Linked DNA regions of Homo sapiens: region 1 is linked to region 2. A link is an interaction called in ENCODE POLR2A ChIA-PET data of the cell type or tissue named here. Cell type or tissue: B cell. All regions are shown on one strand. Each heading gives the region's core, and the rest is flanking DNA. Links, peaks and the distances in the headings are about the cores only. Region 1 has its middle 22 kb from the start of TOB2. Region 2 overlaps MGAT3 (beta-1,4-mannosyl-glycoprotein 4-beta-N-acetylglucosaminyltransferase).

What was found. Peaks named below come from ENCODE experiments on the same cell type or tissue, not always from the same donor. Only the 100,000 strongest peaks of a DNase experiment are listed, where the experiment ranks them.
Region 1: POLR2A ChIA-PET joins it to region 2 with 6 read pairs; 1 of 35 experiments calls an interaction of 5 or more read pairs at or near these places.

Annotation. Positions count from the first base shown.
Region 1 is chr22:41,420,677-41,429,001 of GRCh38, reverse strand. No RefSeq gene overlaps it. Among named protein-coding and RNA genes, the nearest start is that of TOB2, 22 kb to the left of the region's middle. In B cell, for the core only: no CTCF peak of the experiment used is centred there; DNase peaks (open chromatin) are centred at 3,111, 5,572 and 6,061; H3K4me3 peaks cover 769 bases; H3K27ac peaks cover 2,771 bases.
Region 2 is chr22:39,460,713-39,469,037 of GRCh38, reverse strand. The region is part of intron 1 of MGAT3 (beta-1,4-mannosyl-glycoprotein 4-beta-N-acetylglucosaminyltransferase); the gene reads right to left. Among named protein-coding and RNA genes, the nearest start is that of MGAT3, 7.9 kb to the right of the region's middle. RefSeq lists enhancers at 1,213-1,482, 1,895-1,944, 1,955-2,004, 6,506-6,575. In B cell, for the core only: no CTCF peak of the experiment used is centred there; DNase peaks (open chromatin) are centred at 3,477 and 6,327; H3K4me3 peaks cover 857 bases; H3K27ac peaks cover 4,852 bases.

The DNA.
Region 1 (8,325 bases), core at 24-8,023, 2.0 Mb before region 2:
CTCTTGCCTCAGCCTCCCGAGTAGCTGGGATTACAGGTGCGTGCCATCACACCCAACTAATGTTTTGTGTTTTTAGTAGAGACAGGGGTTCACTGTGTTAGCCAAGATGGTCTCGACCTCCTGACGGCGTGATTCACCCGCCTCAGCCTCCCAAAGTGCTGGGGTTACAAGCATGAGCCACCATGCCTGGCCAATTTTTGTACTTTTAGTAGAGACAGAGTTTCGCCATGTTGGCCAGGCTGGTCTCAAACTCCTGACCTCAGGTGATCCGCCCACCTCAGCCTCCCAAAGAGCTGGGATTACAAGTGTGAGATACCGCGCCCGGCCAATTCTCTGAATTTTTAATTTGGGGAATTTCACTATCAGAGAGAAGTAGGTTCTAGGTCCTTGAAGCTGCCAATTCACTGTGTAACTTTGAACCCCTCTTGACATCTGTCCCATTTGTACAACAGGGGACAGTCAGGCTAGGCCCCTGTCCAGCTAGGCCATTCAAGATGGTCCCTGTGCCTGCACCTCTTCTTGCCCCACTGGCTCCTGAGCCCTGTGGAGGGCCCTAGGAGGACCCTGTATGGTGGCACTTTTCCCAAAGATGTGAGGAAATAATGATAGGTTGAGCCCTGGGCAGAACCATATGCCATCAGGTGGGACCCCCCCAACCCAAGACACAAAAACCTAGTCAAACTATTGCCGCGCTGTGGCAGGGCTGGGAAGTCCAGACAGGAGAAGAGTCTTGGCCCAGAGGCCCAGACACCTGGGTTGTTTTTCTAGCTCTGCCCTGATTCACTATATTATTATTATTATTATTATTTTTTGAGACAGGTTCTTCCTTCCTCTGTCACTCAGGCTGGAGTGCAGTGACATGATCATGGCTCACTGCAGTTGTGACCTCCCAGGCTCAAGCAATCCTCCTGCCTCAGTCTCCCGAGTAGCTAGGATTACAGGTTCAAGCCATGACACCCAGTTAATTTTTTACTTTTAATTTTTTGTAGAGTCAGGGTCTTACTATGTTGCCCAGGCTCGTCTCAAATTCCTGGGCTCAAGTGATCCTCATGCCTCCTAAAGTGCTGGGATTACAGGTATAAGCCACCTCACCCAGCCTGATTCACTATACTATTTTTATTTTTATATGAGATGGAGTCTCGCTCTGTCACCCAGGCTAGAGTGCAGTGGTGTGATCTTGGCTCACTGCAACCTCTGCCTCCCAGGTTCAAGCGATTCTCCTGCCTCCGCCTCCCGAGTAGCTGGGATTATAGGTGCATGCCACCATGTCCGGCTAATTTTTATATTTTCAGTAGAGAAGGATTTTCACCATATTGGCCAGGCCAGTCTAGAACTCCTGACCACAAATGATCCGCCTGCCTCAGTCTCCCAAAGTATTGAGATTACAGTCATGAGCCACCGCGCCCGGCCTGATTCATTATATTAAACATTCAATATTCAGCTGAGGCAATGGCTCATGCTTGTAATCCTAGAACTTTGAGAGGCAAAGGCAGAAAGATTGCTTGAGCCCAGGAGTTCGAGACCATCCTGGGGAACATGGTGAGACTCCCATGTCTCTACAAAAAATAAAAAAATTAGCCAGCCATGGTGGCATATGCCTGCAGTCCCAGCTACTCAGGAGGCTGAGGTGGGAGGATCACTTGAGCCCAAGAGGTCAAGGAAGAAGTGAGATGTGGTCATGCCACTGCACTCCAGCCTGGGCAACAGAGTGAAACCCTGTCTCAAAAAAAAAACAAAATTCCACATTCAATATGGGGCCCCCATAAACACTGGACACTGTGCTAGGCATGAGGAAATAAGGGGCAACTGCAGACAAATTCCTTGCTCTCCTGAAGCAATGTTCTATTAACTGAAAACAAACAAATAAATGAGAAAATGGCAGATGGTAAGATAATCACGACCAGTGACAGTGGCTAGTGACCAAGTAGACACTTATATTGGGTGGACAAGACAAGGCAGGTCTTCCCGAGAAGGGGGCTTTCAACCTGTGACCTGAAGCATACGATTCCTTGTCACATGCTTAACAGGGAGAAGAGCAGCAGGACCAGACACTTCCAAGGGCGAGAGGCAGGAACAGGACGGTGGGTTCAGGGAAGAAAAGACCAGCAGCAAGCAAGAGGCAAGTGGAGCAGATGAGGTCAAAGGGGGCTCCAGGCCATAGCATGGGCCCTGCCTGAAGCCTGGATAGGAAGCTGGGATTTTCTCTTCAATACGCAGTAAGTTTCTTGCCCCGTGGTTGCCTTATCTGTAGCTAGGGGCAAAGACAATAAGAGAGCTTTCTCGGCCGGGTGCAGTGGCTCATGCCTGTAATCCCAGCACTTTGGGAGGCTCAGGTGCATGGATCACCTGAGGTCAGGAGTTCAAGACCAGCCTGTCCAACATGATGAAACCTCGTCTCTACTAAAAATACAAAAAATTAGCTGGGTATGGTGGCATGCCCCTGTAGTCTCAGCTACTTGGGAGGCTGAGGCAGAAGAATCACTTGAACCCGGGAGGTGGAGGTTGCAGTGAGCCGAGATCACACCATTGCACTCTAGCCTGGTGACAGAGTGAGACTCCGTCTCAAAAAAAAAAAAAAAAAAAGAGACAGAGAGCTTTCTCTCACATATTCAACTGCAAACCCTCCTGGAGCCCTCCTTTATGCCAGGTCCAGAGCAAGGACCACTGCAGGAGCAGACCCAGGCCTTGCCCTTGGAGGGGACTTCTACTGGTGGAAGAGCTGGGAGAAGACAAACCCAGGTCTCATACTTCAACACCACATCAGATCCACAGCAGGAGGCGGCCGAGGAGCTATATGCACCCAGACGAGGCTCCCACGTGGCCCTGGAAGGCTTTTCAGAGGGTTGACAACCTAGTAGGTGAAGAATTTGAAGGGGAACAGCACTTATGCCAAGTGCTTCAGGGTGAGTTGCAGGGTAACATGACACCTGGATTTGTTACCCCTGGATTTGAGGGGGCCTTAGGGAGTCTGTGGAGAGGGGAAAGAGGAGTGAGACTAAGGGGCACAGGAGTGAAGGGTGAAGCCAAGGGCACAGCAAGTGTAAGTGACTCTTTCAACAAACCACAGAGGTTTCCAGAAGGCAGAAACGTAAAACCCCTCGCAAAGTGCTGAGATTACAGGCTTGAGCCACCGCACCCCGCCTAAAACCACAATGAACATACCTATTAAAACAGCTAAAATGAAAGAGACTGTACACACCAAATGCTGGTGAAGATGTGCAGGAATTAGTAACTTTATATACTGCTGATGAGAATGTAAAATGGTACAACCATTTTGGAAAATAATGTGGAAGGGAAGTTTCTTCTTTTTTTTTTTTCTTCACAGAGTCTCGCTCTGTTGCCCAGGCTGGAGTGTAGTAGCTCGATATCGGCTCACTGCAACCTCTGCCTCTCGGGTTCAAGCAATTCTCCCTGTCTCAGCCTCCCAGGTAGCTGGGATTACAGGCGCCTGCCACCACATCACTTAATTTTTTTGTATTTTTAGTAGAGACGGGGTTTCGCCATGTTGGCTAGGCTAGTCTTGAACTCCTGACCTCAGGGGATCCACCTGCCTCGGCCTCCCAAAATGTTGGGGTTACAGGCGTGAGCCACCGCGCCCGGCCAGAAGGGAAGTTTCTTCTTTTTTTTTTGTTTTTGTTTTCTTTTTGAGATGGAGTCTTGCTCTGTTGCCCAGGTTGGAGTGCAGTGGCGCAATCTCGGCTCACTGCAAGCTCCGCCTCCCGGGTTCACGCCATTCTCCTGCCTCAGTGTCCCGAATAGCTGGGACTACAGGCACCCGCCACCACGCCCAGCTAATTTTTTATATTTTTAGTAGAGATGGGGTTTCACCGTTTAGCCAGGAAAGTCTCGATCTCCTGACCTTGTGATCCGCCCGCCTCGGCCTCACAAAGTGCTCGGATTACAGGCGTGAGCGACTGCGCCTGGCCGGGAAGTTTCTTAAAAAGTTAAACATACAGCCAGACATGGTGGCTCATGCCGGTGATCCCCGTACTTTGGGAGGCCAAGGTGGGAGGATTGTTTGAGCCCAAGGAGTTCAAGACCAGCCTGTGCAACACAGTGAGAAGACCTTGTCTCTACAAAAAATGGTCAAGCGTGGTGGCTTACACCTGTAATCCTACCACTTTGAGAGGCTGAGGTGGGAGGATCACTTAAGCCCAGGAGTTCAAGACCAGCCTGGGCAACATGGCAAGACCCCATCTCTACAAAAACTTAAAAAATTAGTGGGCTGGGCGTGGTGGCTCATGCCTGTAATCCCAGCACTTTGGGAGGCCAAGGCAGGCAGATCACTAGGTCAGGAGTTTGAGACCAGCCTGGCCAAAATGGTGAAACTTCATCTCTACTAAAAATACAAAAATTAGCCAAGCATGGTGGTGTGTGCCTGTAGTCCCAGCTACTTGGGAGGCTGAGGCAGGAGAATCGCTTGAGCCTGGGAGGCAGAGGTTGAAGTGAGCTGAGATTCCCCCATAGCACTACAGCCCAGGCAACATAACAAGACTCTGTCTCAAAAAAAAAAAAAAAAAAATTAGTGAGGTGTTATGGCTGGCACCTGTGGTCCCAGCTACTCAGGAGGCTGAGGTGAGAGGATTGCTTGAGACTGGGATGTTAAGGCTGCAGTGGGCCACTGAACTCCAGCCTGAATGACAGAGTGAGACCTGGGCTCAAAAAGAAGTTATACATTTACCATGTGATACAGCCATTCTATTCCTATCTCCTCACAAGAAAAGGAAATAGGCTGGGCACAGTGTCTCACGACTGTAATCCCAGTACTTTGGGAGGCTGAGGTGTGTGGATCATGAGGTCAAGAGATCGAGACCATCCTGGCCAACACGGTGAAACCCTATCTCCACTAAAAATACAAAAATTAGCTGGGCGTGATGGTACGCACCTGTAGTCCCAGCTACTCGGGAGGCTGAGGCAGGAGAATCACTTGAACCCCGGTGGCGGAGGTTACAGTGAGCCGCTATCGTGCCACTGCACTCCAGCCTGGCGACAGAGTGAGACTCCATCTCAAAAAAAAAAAAAAAATTAGCCGGACGTAGGAGTACACGCCTGGAGTCCCAGCCACTCAGGAGGCTGAGGCAGGAGAATTGCTTGAACCAAGGAGGTGGAGGTTGCAGTGAGCAGAGAACTTGCTACTGTATTACCGCCTGAGCGACAGAGCGAGATGCAAGACTCCGTCTCAAAAAACAAAAAAAGGAAAAAGAAATAAGGCCTAGTGAGGTGGCTCACGCCTATAATCTCAACACTTTGGGAGGCCAAGGTGGGCCAATCACCTGAGGTCAGGAGTTCAAGACCAGCCTGGCCAACATGGTGAAATCCCATCTCTACTAAAAATACAAAAATTAGCCGGGCGTGGTGGCTGGCGCCTGTAATCCCAGCTACTTGGGAGGCTGAGGCAGGAGAATCACTTGAACCCAGGAGGCAGAGATTGCAGTGAGCCGAGATAGCACCACTGCACTCTAGCCTGAGCAATGAGAGCGAGACTCCGTCTCAAAAAAAAAAAAAAAGGGGGAAGGAAATAAACGTTATGTCCTTATAAAGACTTGCATGCAAGGCCAAGTGCATGCAAGTCTTTGTGAGGTGCAGTGGCTCATGCCTATAATCCCAAGTATTTGGCAGGCCAAGGTGGGAGGATCACTTGGGTCCAGGAGTTTGAGACCAGCCTGGGCAACATAGCAAGATCCTATCTCTACAGAATTTTCTTTTTTTTTGAGATGTAATTTTGCTCTGTCGCCCAGGCTGGAGTGCAATGGTGCCATCTTGGCTTACTGCAATCTCTGTCGCCCAGGTTCAAGTGATTCTCTTGCCTCAGCCTCCCAAATAGCTGAGATTACAGGCACACACCACCAAGCCCAGCTAAACCACAAAAACCTTTTTAAAAATTAAGCCAGGTATGGTGCCTACCTGTAGTCCCAGATACTTCAGAGGCTGAGCGGGGAGGATCACCTGAGCCCAGAAGATCGAGGGTGCAGTGAACCATGATCGTACCGCTGCACTCCACCCTGGGGAATCGAGTGAGTCCCTGTCTCAAAGAAAAATAAAATACTTATATGCAAATGTTCATACCAGCGTTATTTGTTATGGCCCCAAACTGGAAACACCCAAATGTCCTTCAATGGGTGAATGGTTGAACCAATGGTGGCACATTTATACTATGGACTACTATTCGTGATGAAAATAAATGAACTACTGACACACACAACATGGCTGAATCTCAAAATAATAATGCTGAGTAAAAGCCACACCAATAAAAAATTTGTTTTTTAAGACGGAGTCTCACTCTGTTACCCAGGCTGGAATGCAGTGGCGTAATCTCAGCTCACTCACTGCAACCTCCACCTCCCAGGTTCAAGTGACTCTCCTGCCTCAGCTTCCTGAGTAGCTGTGACTACAGGCACACAACACCATGCATGGCTAATTTTTGTATTTTTAGTACAGATGGGGTTTCAACATGTTGGCCAGGCTGGTCTCGAACTCCTGACCTCAGGTGAACTGCCTGCCTTGGCCTCCCAAAGTGCTGGAATTACAGGTGTGTGTTACCATGCTCTGCCAAAAAAAAAATTTTTTTTTTGAGACGGTGTCTTGTTCTTGTTGCCCAGGCTGGAGTGCAATGGCTCAATCTCAGCTCACTGCAACCTCCGCCTCCCAGGTACAAGTGATTCTCCTGCCTCAACCTCCCAAGTAGCTCAGATTACAGGCATGTGCCACCATGCCTGGCTAATTTTTTTGTATTTAGTAGAGACTGGGTTTCACCATGTTAGTCAGGCTGGTTGTGAACTCCTGACTTCAGGTGATCCACCTGCCTCATCCTCCCAAAGTGCTGGGATTACAGGTGTGTGCCACCGCGCCTGGCCCAAAAAAAAAATTTTTTTTTTTTTTGAGATGGAGTCTCTCTCTGTCATCCAGGCTGGAGTGCAGTGGCGCTATCTTGGCTCACTGGAAGCTCTGCCTCCCGGGTTCATGCCATTCTCCTGCCTCAGCCTCCTGATTAGCTGGGACTACAGGCGCCCGCCACCATGCCCGGCTTATTTTTTGTATTTTTTAGTAGAGACGGAGTTTTACCGTGTTAGCCAGGATGGTCTTGATCTCCTGACCTCGTGATCCACCCTCCTCAGCCTCCTAAAGTGTTGGGATCACAGGTGTGAGCTACCATGCCTGGCTGAAAGCCACACCTTAAAAGAAAAATAAGTAGGTACTATCTGATTCCATTTATAGAAAATGCAAATTCACCTGTAGCGAAGGAAAGCAGATTAGTGGTTGCCTGGGGACACAAGGATGGCGGGGTCAAGCAGGAGGAATTTAAAAAGGGGAATATGTAATCCTAGCACTTTAGGAAGCCAAAGTGCTCAGGAGTTCAAGACCAGCCTGGGCAAGACAGTAAAACACCATTTCTACAAAAAATATAAAAATTAGGTGGGCGTGGTGGCACGTGCCTGTAGTCCCAGCTACTTGGGGGCTGAGGTGAAAGGATCACTTGCACCCGGGAGGTAAAGGCTGCAGTGAACTGAGATCAAGCCACTGCACTTCAGCCTGGGCAACAGAGTGAGACCCTGTCTCAAAAAATAATAATAAAATTTTTTTAAAATGGCAGGGAATAACGAAACTTGGAGGTGAGAGATATAGTCATTACCTTGATCGTAGTGATGCTTTCATGGGTATACAAAATTTATCAAATTATAATTTTATTTATTTTATTTTTGAGACTTTCACTCTTGTTGTCCAGGCTGGAGTGCAATGGTGTGATCTCGGCTCACTGCAACCTCCGCCTCCCAAGTTCAAGCAATTCTACTGCCTTAACCTCCCAAGCACCTGGGATTACAGACATGTGCCACCACACCCAACTAATTTTGTATTTTTAGAAGATTTTCAGGGTTTCACCATGTTGGTCAGGCTAGTCTTTTAACTCCTGACCTCAGTTGATCCGCCCATCTTAGTCTCCCAAAGTGCTGGCATTACAGCATGAGCCACCGCGCCCAGCCAATTTTATTTATTTTAAAATATTTAAGGCCGGGCGTGGTGGCTCACACCTGTAACCCCAGCCCTTTGGGAGGCTGAGGTGGGAGGATCACGAAGTCAGGAGATCGAGACCATCCTGGCTAACACGGTGAAACCCCGTGTCTACTAAAAATACAAAAAATTAGCTGGAAGCGATGGCGGGCGCCTGTAGTCACAGCTACTCGGGAGGCCGAGGCAGGAGAATGGCGTGAACCTGGGAGGCGGAGCTTGCAGTGAGCCAAGATAGCGCCACTGCACTCCAGCCTGGGCAAAAGAGCGAGACTCTGTCTCAAAAAAAAAAAAAAAATTAAAATATTTTAAAATATTTAA
Region 2 (8,325 bases), core at 219-8,218:
CAGCTTCCTCAATGGGCCCCCAACCCGGCCCCCATGAGCCAAGCGAAAGCCACATCTGATGCTGCCCCTCCCAGCTTGGAACCGCTGCCCTCAGGAGAAAGTCCAAGTCCCTCAAGGAGGCACAGAAGTTTCTGTGTAATCTCACCCTTCAATCTCCGTGCCTGTTCCTGGAGGATTCGGCTGAGCTGCACTTCTCCAGGCCTCCCTGACCCCAGCCTACTCCCCAGAACCCCTTGTCCCACACAAGGGCTGTGCTGTCTGATGCCCCTGGGTCCCCAGCCTCAAGCACTGAGCCCCACACAAAAAAGGTGCTCACCCTGAGTTTGTTGAATGAATAAATGACCACGCCAAATCCACACACCCGCACCTTCCAGTCAATGCTGCAGGGCTCTCAGGCCTGTCTGGGGCTCACACAAGTGGCCCATGGTCCTAGTCCTGCCTGCTTTGCCAACTTGGGCTTGTCACACCCCAATGAGGCAGCTTAGCTACGTGAATCCTAAGGGCCCCTTCCAATGGGATAGCGGTGGCAGAGGGGAGATACAGGAAATGACTGGAGCCTTCATGGCCAGGAGGAGCTATGGGAAGACGGTGGGAAAGGAAGAGCGGCTCAGTAGTTAGGATCCTCCCTGCCAGCGTCTGAACCACAGCTCACGGCTGTGTGTTCACTGCCTCATGCCCTGGTGCTGCAGGTGCGCTGCTGAGTGAGGGAATGGGCTTGAATGTGGCTCTGCCACCGTGGGGACCTGGGGAGGTGACAAGGCCACACCTGCCTGCAGCCTGCAGCTCCTGGGCAGGAGGGTGGCAGCGTTGCCCCTGGGATCTGGGAACCTGAGCATCAGTTAGCTTCCTGCTGGGGGTGGTCCTGACAGAGCAAGCACACAGCTGGCTGGGGCTCTGGGCACCCAGGGAGCCCGCCCTCAGCTGGAACAAGGCACCCTGTCTCTTTTCCTCTCCCAATTACTCTCTGTCCACCTCTGCTTGGAGAGGGGATGTGCCCAGGGTCAGGAACCTAGGAGGCTATGAGGGGGTCCTCATCCCAGCCCAGCTCAGCAGAGCTGCCAATGTGCCCACTGCTGCTCATCAAGGTGAGGGTGGCGGCCTCCGAGCTCCATGTTCTGGAAGACCCACATTCTAGCTTTGCTGCTCCAGGTTTCCTCCTCTAAGTTTCAGATTCTAGGTTCTCTGTCTGCATCTGAAGGTTCTACCTCTTTTTTTTTTTTTTTTTTTTGAGACTGAGCCGAGATTGCCATTGCACTCTAGCCTGGGCGACAGATCCAGACTCCATCTGAAAGAAACGAAACGAAACGAAACAAAACGAAACAGATCCAGACTCTGTCTGAAAGAAAAGAAACGAAATGAAACAAAACGAAACGAAACGAAAAGAAAAGAAAAGAAAAAAGAAGGAAGCAAGCAAGCTAGCTCTCCATCACAGGTCCCGTGTCGTGTCCATGTGTCTCCTCTTTGGGACACTGTACTTCGTATTCTCTTCGCGGTGCCCAGCAGCAGGGCTCCTGCCCACTCCTACCTTCTTAGCCTCATCACTCTTTGGGGCTCTTGAGAGCAGCGGAACCAAAGAGATGGGGCTGCCTGCACTCCCAAAGCGAGAAGGCCCAGTCCAGCTTTCCTAGGCCTGGGATGCCCCCAGGGCCGCAGAGGGGATCCCAAAGCACACCCCAGCCAGGCAGAAATTCCCTTCCCCACCCCTTTCCCATCTCTCCAGGATGCTGCCCCAACCCCCTGCCCTTCACCCTCTGCACCAGCTCTCACTGCAATGGCTCCACAAGACAGGTGCTTCACAAGGGCAAAGACTTCATGTCAGGGCCTGGCACCTGCTTGGTGGGCACTCTGTCAACACTCGCTGAATTAACCAGGAATGCACAAGGTGCCTAGAGGACTGCGCAGCCTAAGAGACGCTAGTTTATATGTGATGGAGATGTTCATGCTGTGTGCATACACATGTAGCATGCACAAAACACATGCAAGCAAACTGCAAGCCGCCCACCCTGATGTCAGCAGAGCTGTGCCCCTGCCACCTAGCTCAGTCACCGGCGCACAATAGGCACTTAGGGAGTAATTGCTGAAAGAACGGATGGACAGATGAGTGCTCTGTACCGGGCACAAAGTGTACTGGGTACAGAGTCAGAAGCTGGGAGAGAAACAGAAACTGACCCCACCCAGGATCAAGGCTCAGATGCAATGACAAATAACGCTACCACTAGGCAGAACTTGACCCGTGTGTAGGAGGATAGTGGGAAAAGCACTTAGAGGCCGGGGTCAGTAACAACATCAGCCAACAGGGATGACCACGCCCGCTGGGCTTCAGCATGGAGGTGAAACAAGCAGCCCTGGCTCCTGCCCTGCGGGCACCTCTGTCTGGGAGGGGCAGGAGGGGCTTCCTAAGGAGAGGGGGCTCTGGCAGCAGCTGGGCTGGAAGGGGCAGGCTCTTCAGGAGGGCAGGGGACCAGTATCAGCAAAGGCCGGGAAGTAGGAAGGTGAGGCTCACATACGGAGTATGACAATTGCCCAAGAGGCTGGAGCATGGGGGACGCGGGGGAAGAAAGAGGCTGGACCAGCCCCGGAGGAAGGAGGTCAGAGGTGTTTGGACAAAATTCTCAGAGCACTGCATTCCAGGAGCTCCAGGCCTGGGCTCCCATGACCCAATTTCCAGGAATTAGAGCAACACAGGCCTCCTGCCGCAGATCCACTTGCTCTGGTAGAAGTGCCTGGTGCTAGGCAAGCCCCACGGTGAGACCCCACAGCCGGTCACTGCCCGCAAGCGGTGGCCCCAGAATCAGACCAAGCAGGAGCCGGCTGTCTCCGGGGCTCCTTTTCTTCCCGCTGTTAGAATACAACTGCATTTTTCTGGTTTAAAGGTTTCTCATCCATTCTAGAACATCAGGAAAGCACAGAGAAAGAAGCAGGGCAGTGTCCCCACCATCCTGCCACCCCTGGGCCTGGCTGGCTTCTGACTGGGCCTTCCTCGCAGGCCTTTCTCTTCCCCATGCACCTTTTGCTGGAACCAACATCAACATGGGTTTCTGTCACCTTCGGGCAGTGCGCATTTTGCTCTATCAGGCTTTTTTCTTTTCTTTTTTTTTTTTTTTTTAAGACGGAGTCTCACTCTGTCACCCAGGTTGGAGTGCAGTGGCACAATCTCAGCTCACTGCAACTTCTGCCGCCCAGGTTCAAGTGACTCTCCTGCCTCAGCCTCCCGAGTAGCTGAGATTACAGGCACCCGCCACCATGCCCGGCTAATTTTTGTATTTTTAGTAGAGACGGGGCTTCACCATGTTAACCAGGCTGGTCTTGAACACCTGACCTCTGGTGATCCACCCCCCTCGGCCTCCCAAAGTGCTGGAGTTTTTTTGCATGATTTCATTTTCATATCTCAGGAACCATGGGCCACGGTGCCAAAATAAACCTCATTTCACTATATGGAAATTGAGTGCTAAGCAGGGGAAGTGGTTCGATCGTGTCTAGTGTCTGCAGTAGAGCCTGCCTGACGGGTGAGGGACCTGATGAGTTTGTGCAGCGTTCTACAATTAACAAAGCGTCTTACACACATGGTTTCACTGAATGCCCACAGTGAGTTGGAGGGTATGGCTCTGTTTTTCACTTGTGCCCATATCCCAAGGGAAAACCTTCCAAGGGGTGTAGCTGAGCCCAGGGTATCAGCCCAGAGAGGCCACGTGGCCAGCTGAACCCACCCATTTTTGCAGAGGGAACCTTAACGTCTGGGGCCCTGGGAAACTTACCCAGAGTGCCTCAGAGAGCTGAGGATCCCCTGTGTGGTGTGAAGGAGGAGACACCAGGCCCGTGTGGGACTGCACCCCTCCCTCTTCCCCTGCCCCCAGTTCAGAGCATTTCTCAGCAGGAACCAGGTCAGAGGCCAGCGTAGATGAGCAGGAGCTGGGGAGAGCAAAGTGCTCCGGGCTCAGGACTGAGCTCTGGTCCTGGAGTGGAGAAAGATAAAGCCTGACAGAGGCCGGGCGTGGTGGCTCATGGCTGTAATCCCAGCACTTTGGGAGGCCGAGGCAGGCAGATCACGAGGTCAGGAGATCGAGACCATGCTGGCTAACATGGTGAAACCCCGTCTCTACTAAAAATACGAAAAAAAAAATTAGCCAGGTGTGGTGGCAGGCGCCTGTAGTCCCAGCTACTTGGGAGGCTGAGGTAGGAGAATGGCGTGAACCTGGGAGGCAGAGCTTACAGTGAGCCGAGATCATGCCACTGCACTCCAGCCTGGGCAACAGAGCAAGACTCTGTCTCAAAAAGAAAAAAAAATAAATATGTATCAGGCCAGGCTCAGAGGCTCACACCTGTAATCTCAGCACTTTGGGAGGCGGAGGCAGGTGGATCACTTGAGGTCAGGAGTTGGAGACCAGCCTGGCCAACATGATGAAACCCCGTCTCTACTAAAAATACAAAAATTAGCTGGGTGTGGTGGTGGGCGTCTATAATCCCAGCTACCTGGGAAGGCTGAGGCAGGAGAATCGTTTGAACCCAGGAGGCAGAGGTTGCAGTGAGCTGAGATCGCGCCACTGCACTCCAGCCTGGGTGACACAGTGAAACTCCGTCTCAAAAAAAAAAAAGACAAGAAATATGCATCAAATGCCTTCTACGTGCCAGGCACAGAGCCAGGCCCTAGTGCATGCCCGGTGCCAGCCCGGGGGCCCAACCCATCCCCAGTCACCTGCAGCTCTCCCTGTGCCCCTCTCCTGTGGCAGCCACCATCACTCACCCACCACAATTTGCCACAACCATGTGCCAGGCCCCAGGTAGCAAGATGAGGACTCACCACGAGAGATTTGCCCAGTGCATTAGGCAAGCTCTGGGCATCATGCCCTGCCTGGGACTTGCTTCCAGGAAGAGGCAGAGGCAGCAAGTGCTAGGATGACAGCATGGCGGGGGCGGTGGGGCAGGGGTGAGCGCGGTGTATGAAGAGCTGGTGGGGCCCAGGCTACGAACACAGGCGGGGGCTCGGTCACAGGATCTGGGTTACAAGGGTTGGGGATTGGGAAATCTAGTAGCCACTACAGATGCCAGGGAGCTGTGAACTGGCTCTTGGAATGCACAGGCCTCTGTATCCTCAGGGCAGCATTTTTTATTTTTTTTTAATTTTTGAGATATGGTCTTGCTCTGTCGCTCAGGCTGGAGAGTGGTGGTGCGATCTCAGCTCACTGCAGCCTTGACCTCCTGGGCTCAAGTGATCTTCCCCCTCAACCTTCCAAGTAGATGAGGCTATAGGCGTTTGCCACCATACCTGCCTAATTTTTTTTTTAATTTTTTGTAGAGACAGGGTCCCACTATGTTGCCCAGGCTGGTCTCGGACTCCTGGACTCAATGAATCCTCCTGCCTCAGCCTCCCAAAGTACTAGGATTACTTTGGGAGTCCAAGTCAGTATTTTTTAAACTGTGGGCTTCCAGCCCTCCCGTTGTGAGATGCTCACTCAGCAGGGCTGGCTAGGGTCTGGCAAACAGGTACTTTACGCAGGCCGCCCAGGTGACATTGAGCAGGCGTTCCAGAGACAGGGCCCAGGACAGTGGCAGAAGGAGGGCCTTGAAGGGGAAGCCTGGAGGCCAAGAGGCTAAGTGATGGCTGTCTCAGGGCTCCAAGCCTCAGGGAACAGGCCCTGCTGGGAGCCCACGGGAGAGAAGGAACAGGTCTGGGTGACCGAGGGAGGCTGCTCTCTGAGGGTCCTATAGGCTGGACACAATCCCAGCCCTGCCACTTCCCAGCTGTGGACCCCCAACTCTGGGTACCCTCAAAGTGCCAAACAGGGATGATAATAGTGCTTGCCTCTCAGCAAGTTAGAGACATCTCTGGGAGAATGCATAGAAAGTGGTTGGTTGGCCCTGGGCCCAGCACATAGGAAGTGCTTGATAAAGAGCAGCAAATTATGATGACCCGGAGGCCAAGGTGGGGAGGACAACCATGGGAGCCATCCACCACCAGGCCTGCCAGCCAGAGTCCCAGAACCCACTCGGGCCGGCCTCCCTCACTTAGAACCCTGTCTCTGGGCTGTTCCTTCTGGGAAGTTCCTGGCCTGCCCAGAGAGGGCAGCCGGAGAGCAGGCTCTGAGGTCCTGGCACGTGCACAGGTCTGTCTCCCTGGCCTGGCCCTCACCCACCCCTCTCAAGGGATTCCCACTTCGGTAAGAACCAAAGTTTTGAGCCAAATAAGTTCATAAACAATACGGTAATTAGGTGTGTGAATGATTTCCATTGTTTCAATTTTATTTTTATAGAAAAGATGAAAATAAGTGAGCCAAAAGGGGGAATTCCACTTCAGGCAGCCCAAGGAGAAGTACGTGACAAGTCGGTTAACTTCCTGACTTATGGGCAAGGCCGTGGGTCCCCTTGTCAGCTCCCTGCTGTGAGAGGGGGTTCCTGGCCTGCTTCCAGCCCATGGGCAGCTCCGCCCCTTCCCGAAGCCTCACTGTCCCCTTCCTGGCGGTGGGGACAATAGCCCCTCCCAAGCAGGTCCCTGTACCCTCCCTCTGTAGTGTGAGGCTGCCCTCTGGAGGGTCAGTCCCTTCCATCAGGGATGGAGAAGGAGTAATAAGCAGGACAGCAAGGCTGCTCACCTGGGCTGAGAATTATTCATTCACTCATTCATTCATTCTTTCATTCATTCATCCATTCATCCATCCATCTGCACATTTAACTGAGGGCCTCCTCAGTACCTGTGTCGCTGAAAGTATATCAGGAACACGTAACAAACACGCCAAAGACACCGGCGTGATACTCTGGGAGCTGACAGCAAGAACACCAGGAAGCATGTGGGCTTCCCTGAGCCAGAGATGCTGCAGCTAAGATGTAAAGAGTGGGTCAGTGCAGGCTGGGTGTGGTGGCTCAGGCCTGTAATCCCAGCACTTTGGGAGGCCGAGGCAGGCGGATCACAAGGTCAGGAGCTTGAGAACATCTGGCCCACATGGTGAAACCCCATCTCTACTAAAAATACAAAAATTAGCTGGGCATGGTGGCACGTGCCTATACTCCCAGCTGCTCGGGAGGCTGAGGGAGGAGAATCACTTGAACCAGGGAGTCAGAGGTTGCAGTGAGCCGAGATCATGCCACTGCACTCCAGCCTGGTGACAGAGTGAGACTCTTCTCAAAAGAAAAAAAAAAAAGAGTGGGTCAGTGTGAACAAGAGACTGCACCTCAATTTCCCCATCTGTAGAGGGGACTATCCTGGAACCTCTGTCACTGGCTGCCATAGGAACACAACACATGCTGGCTATTGATATTTTTATAGGCAGGAACGTGTACATGGGAGGGGCTGTAGCATCGGGGGAAGAGCAGAAGGGGAGATGGGTCTGTCTGACTTGGGTTGTGGGGCTGGTGTCACAGAGGAAGGGGGTCATGAGGAAGCTTTTGATGGACAACAGAGTTACAGGGGACAGTGAATGGAAGAGGAATTCAAGTCGAGGGAACAGCACAGCAAGGGAATGGAACATGAGGTTTGGGACCTGCTTGGGCCACATCTCTGAGCTCTCATTGGCTTAAGCTTGGGGCCCATTCTGTGCAGAACCCCAAGGCCAGGCCAAGGTGGAGAGGAGCCCCTCGAAGGAGGGGTTAGTGCAAGTGTGCGTCAGGGTCAGGGGTGCAAAGGGTCTCAGGACGGGGAGGACACCAGAAGCTCTCCGTTCCCTCAAGCCTCACCCCAGGGCTGGTGCAGGGTGGCCCCTCACCTCCAGCCCTCCCATGCCTCCCCCTGAAAGCCCTTCTCACCTACAGTATCGCCCGCAGCTCCCAAATCTAGCTGACCAACACTCTCTGCATCCTTTCCTCCTCATTCAACCATCATCTATTAAGCACCCGCTGAATGCCTGGGGACTAAAGCTGGCACGTACCAGCTCCCATTATGACACTCTTGTTAGGCCATGGGTGGCTTAAAATCAGCCATATGGGGAGGATTTACAGCACAGCGATCGGCCAACTCATCAGGGGTTTGTTTCCCAGAGAGCCAGTTGCCAGCCTACTATTGCCCCCGGTTGGAGCAATGGATCTGGAAAGGCAGGTCCCTGGGCAGGGGGACTCAGTCAGAAAAGGAAGACATCAGGGACACGTAAACAACACATCTCGAAGGGCAGGTGGTGTAGTCTCCAAGGAGGCAGGGGTGAATCGGGAGACTCGTTCTGGAAGGGAGCAGTAAATGGCCACTGGAAACTATGCCAAGCTGTTCAAATAGTAACAGTGCACCCCACCCCCATTTTATTTATTTATCTATTTATTTTTGAGATGGAGTCTCACTCTGTTGCCCAGGCTGGAGTGCAGTGGCGCAATCTCAACTCACTGTAGCCTCTGCCTCCAGGTTCAAGC